2 separate regions of the Homo sapiens genome follow, and region 2 is linked to region 1. A link is an interaction called in ENCODE POLR2A ChIA-PET data of the cell type or tissue named here. Cell type or tissue: endothelial cell of umbilical vein. All regions are shown on one strand. Region 1 overlaps LOC107986309 (a long non-coding RNA gene). Region 2 has its middle 100 kb from the start of ANXA5.

Region 1 (5,000 bases):
TTGCTTTTGGTGTTTTAGACATGAAGTCTTTGCCCATGCCTATGTCCTGAATAGTATTGCCCAGGTTTTCTTCTAGGATTTTTATGGTCCTAGGCCTTACGTTTAAGTCTTTAATACATCTTGAGTTGATTTTTTAATAAGGTGTAAGGAAGGAGTCCAGTTTCAGTTTTCTGCATATGGCTAGCCAGTTTTTCCAACACTATTTATTAAATAGTGAATCTTTTCCCCATTGCTTATTTGTGTCAGGTTTGTCAAAGATCAGATTGTTGTAGATGTGTGGTGTTATTTCTGAGGCCTCTGTTCTGTTCCATTTGTCTATATATCTGTTTTGGTACCAGTACCATGGTGTTTTGGTTACTGTAGCTTTGTAGTATAGTTTGAAGTCTGGTAGCATGATGCCTCTAGCTTTATTCTTATTGCCCAGAAATGTCTTGGCTATGTGGGCCCTTTTTTGGTTCCATATGAAGTTTAAAGTAGTTTTTTCTAATTCTGTGAAGAAAGTCAGTGGTAGCTTGATGGGGATAGCATTGAATCTATAAATTACTTTGGGCAGTATGGCCATTTTCACAATATTGATTCTTCCTATCCATGAGCATGGAACATTTTTCCATTTGTTTGTGTCCTCTCTTATTTCTTTGAGCAGTGGTTTGTAGTTCTCCTTGAAGAGGTCCTTCACATCCCTTGTAGGTTGGATTCTTAGGTATTTTATTCTCTTAGTAGCAATTGTGAATGGGAGTTCACTTGTGATTTGGCTATCTGTCTATTATTGGTGTATAAAAATGCTTGTGATTTTTGCACATTGATTTTGTATCCTGAGGCTTTGCTGAAGTTGCTTATCAGCTTCAGGAGTTTTTGGGCTGAGATGATGGGGTTTTCAAAATATACAGTCATGTCATCTGCAAACAGACTATTTGACTTCCACTCTTCCTATCTGAATTCTCTATTTCTTTCTCTTGACTGATTGTCCTGGCTGGAACTTCCAATACTATGTCGAATAGGAGTAGTGAGAGAGGGCATCCTTGTCTTGTGCCAGTTTTCAAAGGGAATGCTTCCAGTTTTTGCCCATTCAGTATGATATTGGCTGTGGGTTTGTCATAAATAGCTCTGATTATTTTGAGATATATTCCATTGATACCTAATTTATTGAGAGTTTTTAGCATGAAGGGGTGTTGAATTTTATCAAAGGCCTTTTCTGCATCTGTTGAGATAATCATGCGGCTTTTGTCATTGGTTGTGTTTATGTGATGGATTACGTTTATTGATTTGCATATGTTTAACCAGCCATGCATCCCAGGGATGAAGCTGACTTGATCGTGGTTGATAAGCTTTTTGATGTGCTGTTAGACTCGGTTTGCTGGTATTTTACTGAGGATTTTCACATTGATGTTCATCAGGGATATTGGCCTGAAATTTTCTTTTCTTGTTTTGTCTCTGCCAGGTTTTTGTATCAGGATGATTCTGGCTTCATAAAATGAGTTAGGGAGGATTCCCTGTTTTTCTATTGTTTGGAATAGTTTCAGAAGGAATGGTACCAGCTCCTCTTTGTACATCTGGTAGAATTCGGCTGTGAATCTGTCTGGTCCTGGACTTTTTTTGGTTGGTAGGCTATTAATTACTGCCTCAATTTCACAACTTGTTATTGGTTTATTCAGGGACTTCTTCCTGGTTTAGACTTGGGAGGGTGTATGTGTCCAGGAATTTATCCATTTCTTCTAGATTTTCTAGTTTATTCGCATAGAGGTGTTTATAGTATTCTCTGATGGTAGTTTGTATTTATGTGGGATCAGTGGTGATATCCCCTATATCATTTTTATTGCATCTATTTGATTCTTCTCTCTTTTTTATTTATTAGTCTGGCTAGTGGTCTATTTTGCTGATCTTTTCAAAAAACCAGCTTCTGGATTCATTAATTTTTTGAAGGGCTTTTCATGTCTCTATCTCCTTCAGTTCTGCTCTGACATTAGTTATTTCTTGTCTTCTGCTAGATTTTGAATTTGTTTGCTGTTGCTTCTCTAGTTTTTTAAATTTTGACTTTAGGGTGTCAATTTTAGATCTTTCCTGCTTTCTCTTGTGGGCATTTAGTGCTATAAATTTCCCTCTGAACACTGCTTTAATTGTGTCCCAGAGATTCTGGTACATTGTGTCTTTGTTCTCATTGGTTTCAAAGAACATCTTTATTTCTGTCTTCATTTCATTATTTACCCAGTAATATTCAGGAGCAGGTTGTTCAGTTTCCATGTAGTTGTGTGGTTTTGAGTGAGTTTCTTAAGCCTGAGTTCTAATTTGATTGCACTGTGATCTGAGAGAGTGTTTGTTATGATTTCCATTCTTTTGCATTTGCTGAGGAGTGTTTTACTTCCAATTATGTGGTCAATTTTAGAATAAGTATGATGTGGTGCTGAGAAGAATGTATATTCTGTTGATTTGGGGTGGAGAGTTATGTAGATGTCTATTAGGTCTGCTTGGTCCAGAGCTGAGTTCAAATCCTGAATATCCTTGTTAATTTTCTGCCTCATTTATCTGTCTAATATTGACAGTGGGGTGTTAAAGTCTCCCATTATTATTGTGTGGAAGACTAAATCTCTTTGTAGGTCTCTACGAACTTGCTTTATGAATCTGGGTGCTTCTGTATTGGGTGCATATACGTTTAAGATAGTTAGCCCTTCTTTCTGCATTGATCCCTTTACCATTATGTAATGCCTTTCTTTGTCTCTTTTGATCTTTGTTGATACAAAGTCTGTTTTATTCTTTGTTGATATTTTAAGTCTGTTTTATCAGAGATTAGGACTGCAACTCCTGCTTCCAGAGGAAAGATCAGGCAGCAACCTTTGCTGTTCTGCAGCCTCCGCTGGTGATACCCAGGCAAACAGGGTTGGGAGTGGAGCTCCAGCAAACTCCAGCAGACTGGCAGCAGAGGGCCTGACTGTCAGAAGGAAAACTAACAAACAGAAAGGAATAGCACGTCGATTCAAAGACCCTGTCTGAAGGTCACTAACATCAAAGACCAAAGATAGACAAATCCATGAAGATGAGGAGAAAGCAGCACAAAAAGGCTGAAAATTCCAAAAACCAGAATGCCTCTTCTCCTGGAAAGGATCACAACTCCTCACCAGCAATGAGTTTGAAGATGGAGAATGAGTTTGACGAATTGTCAGAAGAAGGCTTCAGAAGATGGGTAATAACAATCTCCTCCGAGCTAAAGGAACATGTTCTAACCCAATGCAAGGAAGCTAAGAACCTTGAAAAAATGTTAGATGAATTGCTAACTAGAATAACCAGTGTAGAAAAGAACATAAATGACCTGGTGGAGCAGAAAGACACAGCAAGAGAACTTTGTGAAGCATACACAAGTTTTAATAGCCAAATCAATCAAGCAGAAGAAAGGATATCAGTGATTGAATATCAACTTAATGAAATAAAGAGAGAAGAGAAAATTAGAGAAAAAAGAATAAAAAGGAACAAAGCCTCCAAGAAATATGGGACTATGTGAAAAGACCAAATCTACATTTGATTGGTGTACCTGAATGTGACGAGGAGAATGAAACCACAAAGGGAAGCCCATCAGACTAACAGCAGATCTCTCTGCAGAAACCCTACAAGCCAGAAGAGAGTGGGGGCCAATATTCAACATTCTTAAAGAATTTTCAAGCCAGAATCTCATATGCATCCAAACTAAGCTTTATAAGCAAAGGAGAAATAAAATCCTTTACAGACAAGCAAATGCTGAGGGATTTTGTTACCACCAGGCCTGCCTTACAAGAGCTCCTGAAGGAAGCAGTAAAAATGGAAAGGAACAACCGGTACCAGCCACTGCAAAAACATACCAAATTGTAAAGAACATTGACACTATGAAGAAACTGCATCAACAACCATCTAGCATCATAATGACAGGATCAAATTCACACATAACAATATTAACCTGTAATGTAAATAGGCTAAATGCCCCAATTAAAAGACACAGAATGGCAAATTGGATAAAGGGTCAAGACCCATCGGTGTGCTGTATTTAGGAGACCCATCTCACGTGCAAAGACACACATAGGCTCAAAATAAAGGGATGGAGGAAAATTTAACAAACAAATGGAAAGCAAAAATTATTGCTGTTTTTAGTGTAACAAATAAACTAAACTGAGGAACAAAAGGTTTCTTTAAAAATATCTTCACTTTAACTTTTTAAATATTTTTCACATCTTTGAGTGATGCATACTAATTAATCAGAAGAAAATAATGAGCTTTTCATCAAAGTATATAAAACTGAACTAATAATGTGCTAGCTATTCCCCTTTGGCTTTTAGTCTCAATTGAGATTAATTGTTCCTGCAAAAATTCAGGGAAAGGGGGTTTTGATTGACTTCGTTTTAGTATTTTGTCTTTGGATTCTCAAATATACTGAACCATTAATCAGAATATTATCAAGCCTGGGTCTCCTACATGAGAAAATAAGAAATTATGTAGACACAGTAGTTAAATTCTCCCCACTAAGCAGAAGAAACAATTGAATTTAATTTCTGATTGCTCTTGTAATATTTCCCACAGCTCCAAGAACACTGGAAATACAATGGAGCTTTGATGAATAAATCTTTTAGGAATGAGATTCATTTACCAAAGAGGTTTTTAAAAAATAGTTCAATTTAAAATTAATACATCATTTAAAGCAAAGTTGTGGTCAAATTCCTGTGTAGGGTCTAGTAGATGCTCCCAGCTGAAGGTTTCCAAATTTAAGCTAGATAAAATCGTAATTTTCAAATTTTATCTTCTATTTGTACATTTTGTTCTTTGTCTCATAAGGAAAAAAAATGTGTTTTCTATTTTCTGTATTTTTCTATGGCAAAATATGAAATATTTTGATATCATTAATGAAAATACTGGACTTTATTTCCCCTTTGGACCCTTACATTCTGTACAATCTGTATTGGATATCTATAAGCAGATAGAAAACTGGTGACTCAGGCAAGATTCTTTGAATCACATTTGTACAGTTAGAGGTAAATTCCTGAGAG
Region 2 (5,000 bases), 150 kb before region 1:
ATGCTAAGTCCTGTAAAAAGTTATTCTCTAATTAGCCAGGCATGATGGCAGGTGCCTGTAATCCCAGCTACTCGGGAGGCTGAGTTGGGAGAATCTATTGAACCCGGGAGACAGTGGTTGCAGTGAGCTGAGATCACGCCACTGCACTCCAACCTGGGCGGCTGAGGAGACTCCATCTCAAAAAAAAAAAAAAAAATGTTATTCTCTATAAGGTTGATGTGGTGCAAAAGTTATTGAATAAGATTTATTAAACTGTGCTGGCACAATATATCACACAAACACATAATATTGTTTGTATGGTTCAATTCAGACTAAACAATGGTACTAGTTCTCTTCCTTGCAGATGAATGTGAACAGCATCCTGTGAGATTCAGTGTTTTTAAAGCTCCCTGCAATCTGAGAGATGGTTATTTATCACCATAATAAATAATATTTATTTGTGGTTTTGAGGTATTTTATGTAGGCAGGACTATTAATAATGAGTATACTTTATACACCAGGATTTGAAAGGGTATTTATTTCATATCGAGGTAGGTTTCTTTGTGTTATAGGAAAGAAAATAAAATAAATTCCTTGGGTAAGCATTTTCTCCACTATCAATCAGGGTTATCCATTGTCAAAAGGACCTTCTTTTACTAGTTATAGCAGAATATAAATGTATTAGCATGAGTCGTGTGGTTTGCAGAAATCTCTGGCAGGTTTGGACCACCAGAAGATGGCTCAAACCATGCTCTGCTGCTGGGACTCAGATATGGCAGTTCACTATTACCCAGGGCTGGCTTTGGGTATTGCCATTGGGCCTCCTCAAAACAAATGAATGTCTGTCACATCATATTCCCTTGCAGGAGTGAATTTTACACAGCTTCTTCATCTTCCTGTTACTTTTGCCTTGACCAGGTGATGGGCAAGATGCTCATTCCCTGTCTGAGTCCTGTCTGCTAGGGACCAGGGAAAGGTCCTGCTGGCTTTTACCTTGGGGAGGTGAGGCTTTTTATGGCAACAAGTTCCCATACACTGTAAAGATGTGCACAGTTGCTATGCAGCCTCAACGTATAACAAATATCCATTCTACTATATCCTTTGATGAAGGAAGCACAGTCACAGAGATGGGAATATAATTCTTTCTGAATTTCCAGCCTGTTTCATTTGGTCCTCTTTATCTAAATCATTTCTTGAAAGCAGCTCAGGAGTGAGAAACTAATGCGAAAGTGTTGATGGCTTTTGGATGTTGTGATATTGATTGATTTTACCTTCACAATTATGAATTTGTAAAATCAAGTATAGATATACCTAATACACAATAGTCATGAAATAGAATACTTGACTATTGATAAAACAGTGGAATGTAGAGAAGGATCTTTAAAAATTCTTTCCAGATACCAACATGCTTACCCATTTCACCTTTTACAAAGTCCCAAAGGAGTTTGGAAAAAAGTAGGCTGACTTTTTCTCTTTAAACAGATTTTTTTTTTTTTTTTTTGTAAAGAGAGTAAAGGCTTCCAAGGGGAAAGGATCAACTAAACAGGTCCAGTTTATGTGGAATGCTCTCGGAGTGATGGAAATCCCAGAGAAGCGGAAGGTGATGTGGAGAGATGGGAATGAATGGAATTTTCTTCCTTCAGTAAAGTAGGTTTATAGAGAGGTAGTGTTAGTTTTCTCCAGGTTCCAACTGGACAGAAATAAATAAAAAGGTAGTAGGAGGGGATCAGGGTTCCTAGTTGCATGCAACAGAAACCACATCTGGATAGCTTGGGAGAAAAGATATTTGTTGGAAAAATGTTGAATAGCTTATGAATCAAGTTTAGGAAATAGTCAAGAGCTAAGGAAGTCTGTGTAGCTGAGAATATGACCAGATTCATGTCTCAGGAAAGTCTGGTAGAATGTCACTGCTGTTGCTACTGGATACTTGCCACCATTTCCATGGACACTCAATTTCGCAATCCTCTTATGAATGAATAACAGGATACTCCTGTATGTTAACATCATCCCCTCAGGATTCCAAGTATTGTGTGGAAGTTCCTACTGGGAGAGTTGAGGCCACATGCTATTCCAATAGCTGCCAGGGACCTTTCTGGCTTTCCTGGTGAAAGGGGACAACCTATCATCCATCAAGATCTTCAAATAAAGATTCCTTCCCTCCAATAGGAAGCCTGATCGAATACCATGTAACCAAAAGTAATAGCATCAGCCTTGACAAATATCTACCACTTGGGAGTCAACAACCCTCGGTTGTGAGAAAAACGTCATGTACTCAGGCTGCCCACAGTCTTCCTGGGTTCAGGTTGGCTAGAGGTGGAAAAGGGACATCTATATTGAAACCTACCTGAGAGGCATCCTGTCCAGATCAATGTGGGTGGCCAAAATCAGCTGGAATCACAGCTGCTGGAAAGGTGACTGGGAGAAGTGTGAGGAGGTATAGTAGACGAAGAGCAGCCAAAGGTATGGGATACTGAAGCGGCATCTCGCCTGCAGTGAGTTACAGAACATCTCAGTGATGCCCTCAGCCATTAGCAGCACTGCAGCTGGTGAACAGAAAGGGAGAAAGAGGATGCAGGCGTTTCAGAATGATCATGGCTATGGATTTAATTACAATTATTGAATTATACAAACCCACTCAATTATCCTTGACAGGGATAGTGGTCAGACATGTTACCCAGATAGCTTTATTTATTCATTTTTCTTGAAGAAAAATGGCCCTATAATTTTTATAAAAATGACATATGCCATCATTAATAATTCAAACAATATAGAAAAGTCCATGTCAAAAGTCAACTATTGCCCTCTGGAAAAAATAATTAATGTTTGGTGAATAATTTGTGAATATTACTTAGACATCTCTATCCATATATATTGCTAAAACAATAGCTAAAAATATTATTTTTTGAATGAAACCCAACAAATAATATTTGAAAGAGTTACTAAACTTCAGGTATATCTTTCTTCACTCATAAAAATTTGGAGGATAAATTTTAAAATTGATGAGTCATGCAATATGTAAAGTTTAATAAAATTTTACAAGTAAATATGCTTTTTATTGACACTAGACATTATAATAAAGCTTGATGCATTTTTATAAACAAATATACCCATATAACTACAATCCAGATCAAAATTTAGAACATCTCCAGCCTCCCAGTCAGTATTGTGCTCCCACAGGTAACCCACCATTCTGACTTCTAGCACCAAAAATTAGTTTTGCTTGTTTTTGAACTTCAAATAAATGAAATCGTACAGTGCATATTCTTTTGTGTCAGTCTTCTTTTGCGTACCATTAGCATCTCTGAGACCCGTTCACATTGTTGAATATAGCAATAATTCAGTCTTTTTCATTACTGTACACATTCTATTGCATAACATACTACAATTAATTTATTCATCCTACTGCTGATAGACATTTGGATTGTTTCTAGTTTTTGCTTCTTATAGATAAAACTGCTTCTAACATTATTTTATGTTGTTTGGTGCACATATGCACTCATTTTGTTGGGGATATATCTAAGAGTGGAATTGCTGGATTGTAAGGCCTATATACATCCAACTTTAGCAGATACTGCCAAAGAGTTTTAAAAAGTGGCTGCACTGCTGTACATTTCCATTAGCAGTGTGAGTTTTGGCTGTTCCACAACTTTACTAACATATGGTAATTTTGAAAAGGCATCCTGATAAATTTTAGTGTTATCACATTTTGGCTTCATTTCTGTAACCAAAGTTGTTGGACATCTTTTCATATGCTTATTTGTTATTTGGATGCTGTATTTTTTAAAAGTCCCTTTTTGAGCCTTTGGCCCAGTTTTTAAAAATTGGATTGTTTTTCTTCATTTCTTTTTTAAGATTTATGTATTCTGAGTGTAAGTTCTTTGACAGAGTTGAATTCAAATGTCTTTTTCATATAACGTTTTGAAATTTCATCTTCATACAATTTTATAGAAACCTGAGATTTAACTAACCCATTTACGGTTAAAAAAGATAGAGCTAGCAAGGTAAAATGATTTGTCCAGGGTGCTAAAGTAGGTTACAGATAAGAGCCAGGGTTATTTTGTCTCAAAGTTTTTCTTAAATTTTAACACTTTGCTTTTCCTAAGCAACTAAAAGTAAATAATTTAATCAAAATACAAAATTTTCACAATAAAAATCAGCCTCAGGTTTACAGAGCTTTTTCTTTTTTTTTTTTTTTAATTATACTTTAAGTTCTAGGGTACATGTGCACAATGTGCAGGTTTGTTACAGATGTATACATGTGCCATGTTGGTTTGCTGCACCGATTAACTCATCATTTACATTAAGTATTTCTCCTAATGCTATCCCTCCCTCTGCCTCCCACCCCACGACAGGCCCTGGGGTGTGATGTTCTCCTCCCTGTGTCCAAGTATTCTCATTGTTCAGTTCCCACCTATGAGTGAGAACATGTGGTGTTTGGTTTTCTGTCCTTGTGATAGTTTGCTGAGAATGATGGTTTCCAGCTTCATCCATGTTACTGCAAAGGACATGAACTCATCATTTTTCATGGCTGCATAGTATTCCATGGTATATATGTGCCACATTTTCTTAATCCAGTCTATCATCGATGGATATTTGGGTTGGTTCCAAGTCTTTGCTATTGTGAATAGTGCTGCAATAAACATACGTGTGCATGTGTCTTTATAGTAGCATGATTTATAATCCTTTGGGTGTATACCCAGTAATGGGATGGCTGGGTCAAATGGTATTTCTAATTCTAGATCCTTGAGGAATCACTACACTGTCTTCCACAATGGTTGAACTAGTTTACACTCCCGCCAACAGTATAAAATTGTTCCTATTTCTCCACATCCTCTCCAGCATCTGTTGTTTCCTGACTTTTTAATGATTGCCATTCTAACTGGTGTGAGATGGTATCTCATTGTGGTTTTGATTTGCATTTCTCTGATGACCAGTGATGAGGAGCATTTTTTCACGTGTCTGTTGGCTACATAAATGTCTTCTTTTGAGAAGTGTCTGTTCATATCCTTTGCCCACTTTTT

Evidence for each region. ChIA-PET counts read pairs that join two places held together with the same protein. Peaks named below come from ENCODE experiments on the same cell type or tissue, not always from the same donor. Only the 100,000 strongest peaks of a DNase experiment are listed, where the experiment ranks them.
Region 2: POLR2A ChIA-PET joins it to region 1 with 8 read pairs; 3 of 35 experiments call an interaction of 5 or more read pairs at or near these places.

Annotation. Positions count from the first base shown.
Region 1 is chr4:121,440,212-121,445,211 of GRCh38, reverse strand. All of the region lies in intron 1 of LOC107986309 (a long non-coding RNA gene), which reads right to left. Among named protein-coding and RNA genes, the nearest start is that of QRFPR, 62 kb to the right of the region's middle. In endothelial cell of umbilical vein, no CTCF peak of the experiment used is centred here; no DNase peak of the experiment used is centred here.
Region 2 is chr4:121,591,936-121,596,935 of GRCh38, reverse strand. No RefSeq gene overlaps it. Among named protein-coding and RNA genes, the nearest start is that of ANXA5, 100 kb to the left of the region's middle. In endothelial cell of umbilical vein, no CTCF peak of the experiment used is centred here; a DNase peak (open chromatin) is centred at 1,915.